Linked DNA regions of Homo sapiens: region 1 is linked to region 2. The links are chromatin loops, found by intact Hi-C in ENCODE. Cell type or tissue: HepG2. All regions are shown on one strand. Each heading gives the region's core, and the rest is flanking DNA. Links, peaks and the distances in the headings are about the cores only. Region 1 overlaps HMGA2 (high mobility group AT-hook 2). Region 2 overlaps HMGA2 (high mobility group AT-hook 2).

Region 1 (5,351 bases), core at 352-5,351, 66 kb after region 2:
TCCCAAAGTGCTGGGATTACAGGCGTAAGCCACCATACCTGGCCCCATCCATGTCTTTTAAGTTATTAAAGATGATCGAAGCTCAGGGGTCCCTACCAACTCCTCAGTTACAGAAACAGGACTCTTTGGGGATGTCGGAGCCAGCTGCTTATTCTCCATGTCACCTGTTTCTGTTCCCTCTTTGCACCACAGAAGCACCCTGTGTTAAGTCTGGCCGAACCATGACACTTAGGAGAGCTGAGAATGGGTTTTCCAACCTCATTCCTGACAGGGAGGATTTTTCTTCTCTTCATTGAATGCACACTTGTCGTACAGAATCCGCACATGTAACCAAAGACCAAGTCACTGGGAAGGTGAGAGCTGAGGTTTGCAGAGGTGGGAAAAGCCACCTGCCCCACCACATCAACCCTTTGGGAACCATTCCTTCCTTTGAAGGGTGGCCAGCCAGGGCTATGCCAAGAAGAGAGAGCTCTCCACTAACTAGACATTTGAGAAAACCATCATTCTGAGCATGTGAGAGCCACATTGCCTCCAAACCTTTAATGAAGTGAGACTTCCACCCTCTGACATCCTAGTCATGTTCCCAGTACTAACTGATAGTTACTAGTAGAATTCTAAGGTCAGCAGAAAGATACATTAATAAAACAACTATCCACATTGTCTTATCCACATTGTCTTAAGGACAGTTAAGGAAACAATATGACCTACCACCATTTTCATCTGAATTGTGTCTAAAGGGTTGGAATTCAGGAGTTTCAGCAGCTCACATCAAGCAAAGTTTCTGGGAATGTTTTGAAAAGCTGATCACATTCCATCTAGTACAAGGTCTTTGTTAAGTTCATGGCCTGAAAATTCTGTTTCCTTCCGGATTTGAAAGTACCTTGGTTTCCGGATAGTATAGAAAAATCAAACAGTTAGAAATTGAATAATTACAGCACAATCCAGGAGGTTTGCCAGCTTGACTGAGTTCTATCAATTTTTTAACCGTAAGAAGGAATAAAATATACTTGCTGGCTTTTATGCCGTGGTCTGTTTCAGAGTAGTCACCTAAGTCCACACCTCATGTCAGAATGAGAAGTGAATCATCTGGGGACAAACGAGGTGTGTATCTGCCTAACAGCTTAGTGACTTTCTGGAATTTAAATATTAAGTGAAAGGACAGGGTCACAGGGCAGCTGATCTTTGGCTCGTCTCTCTTTCGTCTGCCCATGGCTTTGATCATGCTACATCCTCCTTTGTGGCCAGGGCTCCACAGAGAATCTCAGGGTCATGGCCTGTTGCCTAGTCAAGAGGTATAAACCTGCTGCTTAAATATGTGAAGCCCACAGTTTGGGGGTTGGGAGTTAAAGGGGAGGTAGCCTCATACGTTCCACTTTTCCCACAAAACCCAAAGCAGACTAAACAAAACCGGTGTGAAATCTCATGACTTGATGCTGCCGTGGTTATATTTTTCAAGCTGTAATCCATTCATTTGTATGTGTGTTTATTCCCAGGATTTACAGCTCGCTCAGTCTTCGGGGGGAAAGAGAATATTTGAAACCTTTTGCAAAGGGTTTGAAGTATGCAGTGGCCTGTGATTAAAGCCCAGGATAGAGTGTGTGTGTGTGTGTGTGTATGTGTGTGTGTGTGCATTCATGTGAATGTGTGAGTGCCCATTCTTGTGGGGTTTTTTTCTCCCATTTGCTGCTTTTACGCAAAAGCATCACACATGGTAGCATTTAGGAGCCCCTTCACAGCTGAAGTGTTTCAAACACTAATGAATGGAAGTTTGGTCATATAATGCAGACAAGCTTTAAGGCATGCTTTACTGAATGGTGTACTGTAGTGACCTGGGAAAGGAAGAGAGGTATAAATTGTGTCGGTTAGCCACCCAGACAAAATGAAGCCATGTGGAAAATCAAATCTATTAAAGTATGAAGACTGTTATAAGCTGTTTTAAGCTGGCCATTCTTAAAGGGGCTCGGTCTGCTGCAGGAGTAAATGTTTACCTCTTCCCCCAGATCTTTTTCACATGCCGTCTTATGAGACAATGTGCAGCATTTGATAAAAATCATCCTCTCACTAACGACGCTTTTATCGGAAATGTTTATTGTCTCCGCTTTACCACCCATGTCCTGAAAGGTACTGCACATTTGTTAAATAAGCAAAAGGAAAGAGAACTTTGCGGCTCAAGCCGGCTCGCAGAAACCCCAACAAATTCCAGAGCCATAAGGAATCAGAAAAAGGAAAAGGGAAGGAGGAGTTAGATTTATATGAAGAGGGGGCCTTGCAAAAACATATATATTAGATTTTCTCTGCTTGGCTAGCCCACCATCAAATGTTTGGTCGATGCGGATTAGTATTGAGATTGAGCAGTTAACGCCGAACTTGGGTCACTGTCTCAAAATGTGCTTTAATAAATACAAGGGGGAGGAAATGGATTTGGGAAGGCTCGTTGTCAGCTCTGCCCCTGCTCTCACACTGCCTCTGCACAGTGGTGTAGGGGTCACACACAGGTGTTGGCACCAGTACCAACCCGACCCAAATCCTGGTCCCACACACCCTGTAATTTTGGGCACATTACTTGTCTGTGCCTTGGTTTTCTCAGATGTAAAACAGGAATATTAACAGAAGGTGCCTAAGCATCTGGTAAGCACTCTAAAAATACCAGCTATTATTACCAGTATCTGGAGGGTGGGTTCATTTATACCTTAAGAAAGGATCCCCCTAACTCTATTTTTCTTGTGTGCCGGTTTTTAAAACTGATGAATGGCATGCTGTCGGGAAAAATTTATCCATTCCTACTTTTTTTCTAATTGGTGAGTAAGCGTGCATTGCCCTGACATTCTCTGGACAGCAAACAATTGAATTTGCTGACCAGCCGCCATGATGTCAAGCCTTAAGTCAACAGTGGCTAATGACCGCTCTGGGAAAAAACAACACCTTGATTCCTCAATTACGGTTTAAGAAGCCCTGGGAATGAGGGCTCGCCAGTCATCGTCATCCTCTTTTGAGGCAAGCATAATGTGCTGTGGAAACAGGTTACCTCTGCACTGTTGGCAAGAGCAGCCCACACAGTATAACGATTGAGCGTCATGGCTGTGCCCTTTGTGTGTTCCAGGAGGAAACTGAAGAGACATCCTCACAAGAGTCTGCCGAAGAGGACTAGGGGGCGCCAACGTTCGATTTCTACCTCAGCAGCAGTTGGATCTTTTGAAGGGAGAAGACACTGCAGTGACCACTTATTCTGTATTGCCATGGTCTTTCCACTTTCATCTGGGGTGGGGTGGGGTGGGGTGGGGGAGGGGGGGGTGGGGTGGGGAGAAATCACATAACCTTAAAAAGGACTATATTAATCACCTTCTTTGTAATCCCTTCACAGTCCCAGGTTTAGTGAAAAACTGCTGTAAACACAGGGGACACAGCTTAACAATGCAACTTTTAATTACTGTTTTCTTTTTTCTTAACCTACTAATAGTTTGTTGATCTGATAAGCAAGAGTGGGCGGGTGAGAAAAACCGAATTGGGTTTAGTCAATCACTGCACTGCATGCAAACAAGAAACGTGTCACACTTGTGACGTCGGGCATTCATATAGGAAGAACGCGGTGTGTAACACTGTGTACACCTCAAATACCACCCCAACCCACTCCCTGTAGTGAATCCTCTGTTTAGAACACCAAAGATAAGGACTAGATACTACTTTCTCTTTTTCGTATAATCTTGTAGACACTTACTTGATGATTTTTAACTTTTTATTTCTAAATGAGACGAAATGCTGATGTATCCTTTCATTCAGCTAACAAACTAGAAAAGGTTATGTTCATTTTTCAAAAAGGGAAGTAAGCAAACAAATATTGCCAACTCTTCTATTTATGGATATCACACATATCAGCAGGAGTAATAAATTTACTCACAGCACTTGTTTTCAGGACAACACTTCATTTTCAGGAAATCTACTTCCTACAGAGCCAAAATGCCATTTAGCAATAAATAACACTTGTCAGCCTCAGAGCATTTAAGGAAACTAGACAAGTAAAATTATCCTCTTTGTAATTTAATGAAAAGGTACAACAGAATAATGCATGATGAACTCACCTAATTATGAGGTGGGAGGAGCGAAATCTAAATTTCTTTTGCTATAGTTATACATCAATTTAAAAAGCAAAAAAAAAAAAGGGGGGGGCAATCTCTCTCTGTGTCTTTCTCTCTCTCTCTTCCTCTCCCTCTCTCTTTTCATTGTGTATCAGTTTCCATGAAAGACCTGAATACCACTTACCTCAAATTAAGCATATGTGTTACTTCAAGTAATACGTTTTGACATAAGATGGTTGACCAAGGTGCTTTTCTTCGGCTTGAGTTCACCATCTCTTCATTCAAACTGCACTTTTAGCCAGAGATGCAATATATCCCCACTACTCAATACTACCTCTGAATGTTACAACGAATTTACAGTCTAGTACTTATTACATGCTGCTATACACAAGCAATGCAAGAAAAAAACTTACTGGGTAGGTGATTCTAATCATCTGCAGTTCTTTTTGTACACTTAATTACAGTTAAAGAAGCAATCTCCTTACTGTGTTTCAGCATGACTATGTATTTTTCTATGTTTTTTTAATTAAAAATTTTTAAAATACTTGTTTCAGCTTCTCTGCTAGATTTCTACATTAACTTGAAAATTTTTTAACCAAGTCGCTCCTAGGTTCTTAAGGATAATTTTCCTCAATCACACTACACATCACACAAGATTTGACTGTAATATTTAAATATTACCCTCCAAGTCTGTACCTCAAATGAATTCTTTAAGGAGATGGACTAATTGACTTGCAAAGACCTACCTCCAGACTTCAAAAGGAATGAACTTGTTACTTGCAGCATTCATTTGTTTTTTCAATGTTTGAAATAGTTCAAACTGCAGCTAACCCTAGTCAAAACTATTTTTGTAAAAGACATTTGATAGAAAGGAACACGTTTTTACATACTTTTGCAAAATAAGTAAATAATAAATAAAATAAAAGCCAACCTTCAAAGAAACTTGAAGCTTTGTAGGTGAGATGCAACAAGCCCTGCTTTTGCATAATGCAATCAAAAATATGTGTTTTTAAGATTAGTTGAATATAAGAAAATGCTTGACAAATATTTTCATGTATTTTACACAAATGTGATTTTTGTAATATGTCTCAACCAGATTTATTTTAAACGCTTCTTATGTAGAGTTTTTATGCCTTTCTCTCCTAGTGAGTGTGCTGACTTTTTAACATGGTATTATCAACTGGGCCAGGAGGTAGTTTCTCATGACGGCTTTTGTCAGTATGGCTTTTAGTACTGAAGCCAAATGAAACTCAAAACCATCTCTCTTCCAGCTGCTTC
Region 2 (5,383 bases), core at 200-5,199:
TTCTTCTTGTGTTTGGTATGGCTCAGAGCACTTGAAAATGTCACTGGCTGAAGAAGAGTGCTTGTGATGATATTTTTTAATTCACTTTTTTTGTAGACTTTAGTACTATAAAGAAATGATACATAGAGGGGAGTAAAAACTTGTCTAGCTAACAATTGGTATTATAATGGTTTTGAATGCACAGTTCTGATTAAATTTTATACATTTCTTCCGTTGGCCAACTTATCGTGAGCCTGGTTGTATGCCTCTGGTGTTTGTATGATATTCACTGCATTTTTTTCTAACGTGTTAAGGATTCTATTTTAAATAGAAAATCAGATTGCAGTTTGAAAAACTTAGTTTTAAAACTCTACCATCTGCTAGATTTGTGGAAGAGGATCTGGTAAATGAAAATTGTGTGTGTATGTGTGTGGTTTATTTTATAGGCACTGCATATTTCTTTGATGATCTATTTTCCAAGCTCATTCTTATCTTTTAGAAGATGTTTCAAGGATTTATGCATCTGGCAAGATTTCAGAGAACTCTATAGTGGTGGAGATGTACACTCCATTTATAGGGAATCCTGAATCAGGGTCATTGAGAGCATTTATTTTGTTTTGCGCTTAAATTTATTTCTGCTCTGGACATTTCTTTCAAATGGATCATTTTTACATGGTCAAATCTAAGCATTTTATTCATAAGAACTCTAATAATAAAGCTTTTTCAGTCCAGACATAGGTGGAAATTTGCAAAATGCATCAGGAAAGTATGGCAATTGCTTTTCAAGCCATCTTGTATTTGAGAAAGTATTGCATTCATTAGTGTTTGCAAAACTACCTTTAATGGTGCAAAAGTAAAGCTGACCTCTCCCTTTTGGTGCACAGATGTATAAACTTTATGGAAGTACACCCCAAGGTAGAGACTTATTGGAGTAACTCTTAGAAAGGGCAAAGTTGGCCATAAACAGTGATGCAATAACCCCACAATTATGTATGCTCAATTATTTGGAAGGGAAGTCTGGGAGAAGTGTTTTATATGATTACATGGGCAAATAAGAAGTGAGTGTGGAGAAGCACGGTCCAAAGGTTTGCATTTGTTGTGTATATCCCAAATAGCACCCTAATACAGCTTTATAATGTAAATCCACCGGTACCAGTAAAACAGCATTTAAAACAAATTGTAAAATGAACAACATTTGCAAAGCAATAAAGAAACCACCTTTGCAATCACTTTACTACAGTTTTGAAAAATGTTAGTGAATAGCTCTCCAAAGATGCAAGTAAATAATATTTTATTAGATTTCAGCCTAGGAGAAAGGGGAGGAAAACCTTCAACTAGAATTACATGATTATTGCTTTGCTCCTCCCTCAACCCAGCAAACATTAAAATGGAACATAAAGCAAGTCTATAACAAGATTTATGAGGAAAGGTATTACACTTAGGGGCACATTGTGCAGAAAAGTCATTAAAATTGTTTGGGCCTTAAGAAGGGGAAAAAAAAAACCTTTTGAGAAAAATGAGAAACTCAGATGTATCAAAATGCCTTCCTTATGATTACCTGAGGCTTTAGGTTTTTAAAAGCCTTTGTACCTAAAGGTTCTGATTCATTCTCTATTGTGGCAACTTTTTCCTACCAGACAAAACTGAAAGATTTTGTTTCTCTAGGAAACATACTTAAAGAAGTATAGTAGACCTGGCATTCCTTTTGCATGCTCTGGTAGACCCCGGCTCTTGTATAATAAAAACAATATAGGCATGTTATATTTGCCATATGTTAGTTAGGGGGTTTCAGCAAACAAATACCTCCTTGTGCACAGAAGTAGATGAAAGCAAAGCTTACTGATGTCTACTATGCCTTAACTTACCTTCTTTGTCCTACATAGTCTGCCTAGCAGACTTCTTTCTGGTTGGTTGTATGCATATTTGGATAATGGTGATAGCTCAGCATATTCTTTATGCTTTGTTCCGCTCTGAGGACAGCTAGTACACTCGATTCAGTATTATATGCTTTCCTATTTCCTTGCCTGATGCTTCTGTGTTATGCTAAATCTCAGTTTATTCTGTCAGTAAAGTTGAGGAGAGTGAGTGAGGAGTGCGTTTGCATGTGTGTGTTTTCTTATCTGTAAAGTTTTAACTTTGGCTTACTGTTTAACCAGGAAACTCAGCAGGACAAAGGAGATCTAAATAAAACTATATTCCTGTTGAGAATCTCCAAGGTTATGCAATACTATAAAATGGTGGTTTGAGTAGAAGTTCTGTAGTTCATCCTTATCAGACTAATGGTTTTGGGGTTTTTGAAAAGGAATGTTTCAAGGAGGTCTTTGAAAACCATTTTCTTCAAATGTTCATTGCATCTGAGATCCCATTTTTGTCCCTTTATTTGCTCCAGAATACCGCCCAACTGCCAACAAAGAAGGGCTTGTGCTCCCAGGAATTTTCTGCATTCCTCTCTGGAGTAGGCATTTTTCTCAGCTACAAAGGCCCTTTGGCGAATTCCCTCTAATCATTGGATTTGCCCTGGGCTCTGATAGGTGCCATTCATGGACTTGGTCTGCTGTTTGATGGGGCTGAGGCATTAATGGGATCTTTTCATGATAAACAAAACTGGGTAACATTACCAGAGGGATCACAAAGCTGCTGTTGTAGGGGGAGTGTGGTGCTTTCTCTCTCTTTCTCTTTCTCTCTCTCTGCTTTTTCCTTCTTCCTCCTCTTCTCCCTGTTCTTTTTATGAACGCACATTTGTGTGCGTGTGCAGCATGGCCATTTCTAGAAGCAGATCTTCTGACCTTTGCTGCTACTCGTAAGTCAATGGCCAATGGCAAGGCCTTTGTTGAACATAAGATGATTCTATATACTGATCTGATCTACAGTAGCTTCACAGCCTGCGGGGAGGTCTGTGTTTTCTTAATTGATTAAACGTTGGAAGAATACTGCATGAAGAATCTGATTTTGAGATCTTTCTTACATGCTGGCATTTAATTACTGAAAGTATCTGGTAGTTGAGATGAATGAGTCTGGGGGAATAAATACTTAACACAAGAATTCAACTTCATGTGGCTGCTGTGGTGGTATATCCCTGGCTGTGTTATCAATGCCAGACTGAATGGGGTAACTCGTCACTGTTGTTGTATCCTATTTGCTTCTCAAAAGAATGCAAAAATGGTTAGTTGAAACCTGATTCCTGCAATAGTGAAGAAGTGAAATTAGAATTATTTTAGGTGATGAACACTATTTTTTTAAAGTTTTTATTTTTGTGGGTATGTAGGTGTGCATATTTGTGGTGTATGTGAGAGATTTTGATGCGGGCATACAATGCTTAATAATCACATCAGGGTAAATGAGGTATTCATCACCTCAAGCATTTATCCTTTGTGTTGCAAACAATTCAGTTACACTCTTAGTTATTTTTTAATGTACACTTAAATTATTATTGACCATAGTCACCCTGTGGCATAACACTGTTTTTTTGATGAAAAGAAACTGACAGTACAAACTAGAGAACTTGTGATCATATTAACGGCATTATTTTTAAGTTTCTGAGAAAATTAAGGAAAAAGTTTCTTATTTTAAATGGAAATCTCTGATGTAATTTGGAAATAAATAGTACATTAGGCATCCTGATAGAGGTAATTCTACTTACTTGCCATGCATTTTCTTATGTTCCATCTGAATACTGGGGCTTAGGCAAAAGGACAAAAAGGAGTGGTCAGGGAGAGCACAGAGTGAGCAAGCATGCAGAGCAGCGATTTAAAAGTCAAAAGGAATGTTAGGTTAAGGGAGGATGGGTGAAAAGCAATGCTTATTATTTGTCCTAAAGCAAGAAGAAAGGCCGGGCGTGGTGGCTCACGCCTGTAATCCCAGCACTGTGGGAGGCCAAGGCAGGCAGATCACCTGAGGTCAGGTGTTTGAGACCACCCTGGCCAACGTGGTAAAACCCTGTCTCTACTAAAATTACAAAAATTGACTGGGCATGGTGGCACGCCCCTGTTGTAATCCCAGCTACTTGAGAGGCTGAGGCAGGAGAAATCACTTGAACCCGGGATGTGGAGGTTGCGGTGAGCTGAGATCGCGCCATTGCACTCCAGCCTGGATGACAAGAGCAAAACTCCATCTCAAAAAAAAAAAAAAAAGTTAAATGATTCATCCATCGGAAGGGATAGCACAGTGCCCTCGTGTTTCCACCAGCCACTGATGCTAATTCTTCATTTTAATTTTGCCTTGACTTCCTGGCTAAGTGTATGTATTTTAATATGAGTTTCAGCCTCCAACTAAATAACAAACAGGACACCAGGCTTCTGTCTAGCCAAGGTGTCGTGATGCTGTTTAACAGCCCCCAAATCCCTACCTCAATACATTTTAAAATATCCAGGTGCTGTAAGTCGGATGGGAAAAAGTTTGAGGAGAGAAAGTCATTACCTTCGGTAGAGCAGCACTTTATTCATTTTTTTTTTCAGGTTTTGCTTTTTGATTAATGCTTTTTGTTATCATCTGTTCAGTATAACATATTGTAAATCATAAACTCAGGGTTCAGATCTTTCAGAGACTTTTGCAACTTGAAAGGTGGAGCTTCCCAGCCTCAAGGAAATCTGCAGTGGCTAGTGTTTCCCACAGGGCCCCATTACCCAGTCCTGGAAAGGTGCTAACGAGGCATCTTTTTTTTTCCCAGTGAAGAAAACATCATGCATTTTAAAATATCGGTGTTATCTGATATTCACATGTTTCAAACATATGGTTATAGTACATATTCAACAGCCCTTAAGGGCTTAAATATCCTTTGTATGTACTATAATCCTGGTGGTAGCCACTATACAATGAGCACCTACTATGTCCAGCGCATGATTCACATTATCCTTAATCCTCCTAGCCTCCCTGCCAAATCATGTTACGATTATTCCCATTTTAAAGATGAGGAGGCCGGGCGCAGTGGCTCACGCCTTTAATCCCAGCACTTTGGGAGGCCGAGGCAGGCAGGTCACAAGGTCAGGAGATCGAGACCATCCTGGATAACACAGTGAAACTCCGTCTCTACTAAAAATACAAAAAATTAGCCGGGCGTGGTGGCGGGCGCCTGTAATCCCAGCTACTCGAGAGGCTGAGGCAGGAGAATGGCATGAACCCGGGAGGCTGAGCTTGCAGTAAGCGGAGATCGTGCCACGGCACTCCAGCCTGGGCAACAGAGCGAGACTCCGTCTCAAAAAAAAAAAAAAAAAAAAAAAAAAAAAGATGAGGAAACTGGGGCTTAGGGAGGTTCTGGTGTTAAAAGACAATGGAGTCAATTTCCAACGATGCCTAGCAAGTGGCACTGACTGTGTTCATCCTATTTTGCCTTCTGGTCAGTTTATAACTCGTGCTTCCGAACAGATGAAAACTTAAAAGTTTAGTTGAATATCCAAATGTTTCCAAA

Evidence for each region. Hi-C counts contacts between places; a loop is a spot of excess contacts. Peaks named below come from ENCODE experiments on the same cell type or tissue, not always from the same donor. Only the 100,000 strongest peaks of a DNase experiment are listed, where the experiment ranks them.
Region 1: it touches region 2 in a loop (4-fold over the local background); 5 of 110 quality-filtered maps call a loop at or near these places.

What each region holds. Positions count from the first base shown.
Region 1 is chr12:65,960,145-65,965,495 of GRCh38, forward strand. It overlaps HMGA2 (high mobility group AT-hook 2), which reads left to right. Exons shown (of 5, transcript NM_003483.6): 5 at 3,101-5,351. The coding sequence ends at 3,148. Among named protein-coding and RNA genes, the nearest start is that of HMGA2-AS2, 14 kb to the left of the region's middle. In HepG2, for the core only: a CTCF peak has its summit at 3,161; DNase peaks (open chromatin) are centred at 797 and 1,127.
Region 2 is chr12:65,893,872-65,899,254 of GRCh38, forward strand. All of the region lies in intron 3 of HMGA2 (high mobility group AT-hook 2), which reads left to right. Among named protein-coding and RNA genes, the nearest start is that of HMGA2-AS1, 14 kb to the left of the region's middle. RefSeq lists enhancers at 2,202-2,969, 2,970-3,737, 3,738-4,504 and a silencer at 2,918-3,212. In HepG2, for the core only: no CTCF peak of the experiment used is centred there; a DNase peak (open chromatin) is centred at 2,430; H3K4me3 peaks cover 2,741 bases.